Linked DNA regions of Homo sapiens: region 2 is linked to region 1. A link is a contact called in ENCODE Hi-C or POLR2A ChIA-PET data. All regions are on one chromosome and are shown on one strand. Each heading gives the region's core, a stretch centred on a gene start or an enhancer-like site at or near the end of the contact. The rest is flanking DNA. Distances are from core to core; before and after follow the strand shown.

Region 1 (2,700 bases), core at 144-2,643:
GAGGCTGAGGTGGGAGGATCCTTGAGCCCAGAGAGGTCGAGGCTGCAGTGAACAATGATTGCACCACTGCCCTCCAGCCTAGGTAATAGAGTGAGAATCTGTCTCACAAACAAACACATCTAATTTAACATGGGGACTCCAGAGACAGAGGAAAGAGTAATGGATCATTTCCAGGTTTCTGGCTTGAGCACTTGGGTGGCTAGTGTTGGCACTCTCCTAGAAAACACTGGAGAAAAAGACATTCAATTTTTGGATATGTTGAATTTTGAGGTTAATAGAATCTTGAAAATTAAAGCTTCCTGATTTTGTTAATCCGTTTTCTGACACCCTTTAGCAATTCTTCAATGCAATGCTTTTCACATTATTATATGCATAAGAATCACCAGGGGTGTGGAGATGGGGATGTGAAAATGCAGGTTCCTAGGCAAACAAGCCAAGATTCTGGATACCAACTGGGTCCCAGGACTCAAAACAATCAGCCTGAGTAATTCTGATGGAGGGAGTCTCCTGACGACACTAAAAAAACAACAAAAACGACCCCTCTGCCGGGCATGGTGTCCTGTAATACCAGCACTTTGGGAGGCTGAGTCGGGAGGATCGCTTGGGCCCAGGAGTTCGAGACCAGCCTAGGCAACATAGGGTGACCACCCACCCCCGTTTCTAAAAGTAAAAAAAGACCCCTCGTGTGTCTCCACCGTTAGGTTGTTTTCCCACTGTCCACCCCTCCCTACTTCTCAGGCACCTGCTTGGGGGCCCCTATTGCTTCGAATAAGCTCCGTGGGAGCCAGGACTTTGTCTTGCTAACAGGTGCATCTTCAGCGCACTCAGAACAATATCTGGCACAGCACGAGACACCTAGAAATGTTCGCCGAACGATCGAATGGCTGAATACATTCATATGTTGCTTTGTACAAAAACTTGCTTTCAAATATCTGGGAAGAGTTAGAGATAGGAAAGCAGAGGTCATTTCAAAGAGAGAGAGTGAGGATACCACCGGGAAGGCAGCGCCGAAAAAACCAGAGGGGAACCACTTGCCGATCCCCCAGGCACAGTCTGGAGGTCCCAATTCCCGCGGTAGGGGGGCGAGAGATGCCACTCGTCTGATCAGCAACCATTTTGGGCCCGCTTGCGCCGCTTCTCCGGGGCGTCCGCGTTGTGCTCATCCAGTTGCTTTTGAGGTTCCGGCCCCCTCCAAACCTCTGAAGCGCTCCGTGCACGCGACGCGGCGGCGGGGTAAGCTGGAGCCCTCGCCGCGAGCCCTCTCCGCTGCCTGCCCGCAGCACAGCCGCGCCGACCTCCTCATCATGGCGGCGGCCGGGCGGGGAAGCCGGGCCGTGCGTCGCGTGCGTGCCCTCTCCCTCCCCTCCCCCTCCTCGGCGGCGGCGGCGGCGGCAGAAGCGGCAGCGCTCGCCATTGCCGCTGGTGGCAGGAGGCTGCGAGGAGCCGGCGCGGTCGCAGTCTCCACGGCGCAGGCCCACGGTAGCGCAGCCGCTCTGAGGTGAGTGCCCTACCGCGCAATCTCCAGCTATTTCAGCCCCGGCGCAGCCGCAACACGCCGCCCGCCCGCCGGCCGGCCGGCCCGCCCCGCAGCCGGCACCCTGCCGCCCCCGGCTCTGGGCCTGGGCCCCCGCCGGATTCGGCCCGCCTCGGGCGGGGGGCCCCGGCCCGGCCCAGCCAAACCGCCACCCCGAGGATGCGCAGGCCGCACTAGGCCCCAGGCGTCCTGGCGGGCTCGGGAGGGAGGCGCTGCCCTCCCGAGAGCCCCAGGGTTCCGGCCTCCTCCGCCGCCTGGGGCTCTCGGGGCCGCGGCCTTCTCCCCGCCGTGGAACCCGGGGCCCGGCCTTCCCGCAGCTCGGGAGCGGGAGGCGCGGGAGAGTGCGCCGGGCCCGGGAGCGGGAGGTGGGCGGGCTGCGCGGGACCGGAGCCGCGGCTCTCGGCTCGCCCCCTCGGCCCTTCCCGGCTCTCGTACGCGGGCGGGCGGGCGGGCGGCGCGGTGGGGCCGGGCTGGGGCGCGGGAGCCGCTGTCTCCTGCGGGAGAGGAGGCTGGCTCTTTGGGCGACCTCCGAAGCTTCCCTCCTGCCGGGGTGGCGTGGGCTTGTTACCCAGGTAGACTGGGGGACGCTGGAATATGGCGCGTTGCCCACCTTCTTGCAAGTTAGGAGGTGGCCGGGGCGGCAGTTCGAGGAGGAGGGCGCAAAGTCCTTTTGTACGCAGAAATAAGGAGCGACATTGTGTTTTCTTCCCCAGCTGAGATGTGCCCGCGGAGGGGCCGCGGTTCTTCCTGTGCCTGGGGTGGTGGTCCCCTGGGTGAGGGAGAGGGGGAGTGGCACGCCCCTCCGAAGGAACAGAACCTTTTGCCACTGGAAAGACAGGGGCTCTGAGATGGCCGTGTGCATGGTATTTTCCCATATCCCCAGACCTTTTCGGGTTTGTCATTGAATGTTGTGCACTCCATCGTGCAATGATGTCTGCTGCCTCTCTCACCTGTTGTGTCGTGGCTGCTGGTCCCAAAGTTTCTGCAGTGTATTTGGCTGTGCCCACCAGAACTTGAAGTTGTTTAAAAATCTTAATACTTGGGGGGCTTCCAGTGATATCTGCTCCAACCAGTTGGAGGAGCTGTTGCCTGCTCTCCATTCTTCTTAAGCATTAGATTAGAATATATTAATTGCTTATTTTAGAGCTGGTGTCAATCGTGCTGAT
Region 2 (2,700 bases), core at 90-2,589, 1.5 Mb after region 1:
AAACAATAATAACAGAAATAGAACCAGGCATTTGATACATAATTACCATCACCACGGCTTTCAAGCTTTCTGGAATTACGTTCCTCCAGTAACTGTTGATGATGCTTGCAGGAGGCAAAATGCAATGCAGTTTTTCTCTTCCGCAGCTATATTAGGGCTTTGTTGCTGACAACAGTGAAAACTTGTTTGTGTCAGGAAGTGAGGTACGGAGATATGACCTGGAAGGTACAGACAAAACCAAAGTGGCAGTTTTTGCATTACTTTTCTGACCACATTCTTTCAAATGGTGACAAGAAGGCGGTCTGCTGTAAAATTCGTGGGGTGTTTGATGGGAAACAAAATAATCAGAAAAACATAATTATCCCTAGCCATACCATACTTGCTAGACGCTAGAAAGTATACATATATGTAATCTCTGTATACATAGAGAAAGCAAAAAGCATGTGCACTTTAATATTTTTGAACCACTAATTTTGTCATCATTTGTACCATTAACAAACACTTGGAAAGACTCACTCAAGTCCAGGGATGTGTGGAAACTCACAATGTTGAGTGCTGTGGGTATTACTGACTCACAGTCCCTTAAAGGGTTTGTACCATAAATCCCAAATTTCTGCCTTAAAGTTTTTACAGACATGGAGATTTTATCCTGTAAATCTAAGCCAGATAGCTATTTCTGGGTTTTTTAGTTCATGCTTTTCCATTTTATAAAGGAAACTGTGTGGATTGGCGGAATCAAGAAAAACTTCGCAAGAAACTGAAGAGTGGGATGGAAGATCTTTTCGTTTGGCCTTGCCTTGACTCTGTCTCTCTCCACCTCATCAGTTTACTTCATCAGCCATGATGAATGAGCTCCATTCCAACCCTTCTAATTCTATAATATCTCTCCCAAGTTTTACCTTCCTATCTCATGCCTAATTCTTTTCATCCCTTTCCTCCTACCTCCCTTGCCTCCCAACTCAGCCCCTTTTCTGCCTGGGGGCTCAGCTCGGGCCTCCCCAAAGACTGTACCCCCCACCCTCCCCTGCAGCTACCCCCACCCCCACGCCCTTCCCAGCTCGGCCTCTCTTCTTTGCAACTCTACCTCCTTACCTCTTTTGACCTCTAATCACCTTCACAGTCTGGCCCTTGACTTCTGGGCCTCTTCTTACCTCTCTTTACCTGAAATGTCCTGGCCCTCACTGGGGTCTCCTCCACACCCTTCTCTCTGGTCCCATCCCTTCTGCTGCCAAGCCCCAGCGTTCCTCCGGCTCGGCCTGGTCAGCTTGAGCCTCATTTTGTTCGCGTGCCCCTGGGCTGGGAAAGGAGTGTGTGGTGCACAGTGGGGCCAAGGATCCCCTGGGGCCGCGGCCTCTGCCTCGCCCCCTCCACCCCTCCCGAGTCCCGGTTGCGGCGCTTCCTGGGCGGATGGCTTGAAATTGCTGCAGCAGCTGCGGTTCTGCTGTGTCATGCAAGAAGGAGGCGGCGGCGGCGGCGGCGGCGGCCGGAGCTGGAGGGGGAGGAGGGGAGGAACCTGATCCTCCGGTAGCGAAGGGCTAGAGGCAAACACCGAGCTCCTCCAGAGCCGCCCGGGAGCAGGGAGGGCTCCGCTAGCCCGGGGGGCCCTCCCCGCGGGGCAGATGGTAAGTGGGGCGGTGCAGGTGGTCGCCTTGGGAAGGGAGCGCGCAGGGGGGTAAGGTGGGGCGGCGGGAAGTGCTAGAAGTCACCCCAGCCAAACTGAAGGAGCCCAGTTTCCAGCTGAGAGGGACCCAGGCCGTAATAAGGATGTCCAGCCAAACGCAGCAATAATTACTATTGGAGTGACGCCCCGAAGTTGACCCCAAGCTACACAGAGGGTGGAGTGGTGCATCCTGAACCCAGGACAGAGCTGGAGGCAATGATTCAGGGTTTGAGAAGTATCAGCCCATCGGCCTGGCGCTTTAAGGTGCAGCTGAGTAGGAAAAGCCAACCCACATCATATTCCCAGAGCCTTGCTGCGCTTTCTGGGTTGTCTTGTTCAAAACTAGTGAAAGGGATGGGAAACCTGCCCAACCTCACTTTAGCCACGAAAATAATGCTCTTGGCCAGTGGCCTTGGACAAACAGCCTCTGGTGCAACAAAACAATCAATAGGAAGAAGAACTTCATTCCCCTCACCATCCTCCTTCCCCAAGTTCCTTTGACCAGCATACCTCATTCGGCTTAAAGGAGAAAGAAAACTATGTGTGACATTCCCTCCCAGCCTACCTGCAGCCAGCCTCCTCACCACACAAACTGCCCATCCCGCTTCTCTCCTCATCTTCAGAGCCATGATTCCAAGAGACATTGCAATACTACTCACTTTAGGTGAGAAGACTGCCTGAAACTCTGAACAATTTCACCTCCCTTGCCCTTTGCCACAGGGGATTCAGAAACCTACAACTGAGAGCAGGGAAATATACGGACAGGCTTGGCACGTAGGAACATTACTTCCTTCACTGGAGTGTAGTTCTCCAGACAACTTTTTAATTATGATTATTCCCTTCCATTGCACTCCTGGAAATTTCAAAGCACTTTCTAAAACATCATTTTTTTTATGTCAGTCATACATTTAGAGGTAAGGGGTTGATGGGATTAACTGAAAGGCTAATGACTGTCTCAAAAGCACATGCTGTTGCTAGGGAACCCAAGCTCCTGCTGCTCTCTAATCACCAGCGTGTTCCGTGGAAATCAAACTGCTCAG

Evidence for each region. A loop is a pair of places that touch in the nucleus more often than their neighbours do. ChIA-PET counts read pairs that join two places held with the same protein, here RNA polymerase II (POLR2A). Pooled maps may share reads with other maps.
Region 2: a loop to region 1 is called in a pooled map, with 7 times the contacts of the local background. The contact joins the promoter of LINC-PINT here to the promoter of NRF1 in region 1. A Hi-C loop is called at or near these places in 7 of 50 pooled maps. POLR2A ChIA-PET finds 5 or more read pairs at or near these places in 2 of 52 experiments (GM12878 and activated T-cell).

What each region holds. Positions count from the first base shown.
Region 1 is chr7:129,610,327-129,613,026 of GRCh38, forward strand. It overlaps NRF1 (nuclear respiratory factor 1), which reads left to right and starts at 1,394. Exons shown (of 11, transcript NM_005011.5): 1 at 1,394-1,498. RefSeq lists enhancers at 812-861, 2,542-2,681 and a silencer at 1,252-2,241.
Region 2 is chr7:131,108,586-131,111,285 of GRCh38, forward strand. LINC-PINT (long intergenic non-protein coding RNA, p53 induced transcript) reads right to left here and starts at 1,340. Exons shown (of 8, transcript NR_170176.1): 1 at 1,152-1,340; 2 at 1-218. It also overlaps a transcript of MKLN1 not described here. RefSeq lists enhancers at 1-192, 2,587-2,700 and silencers at 1,416-1,465, 1,546-1,695.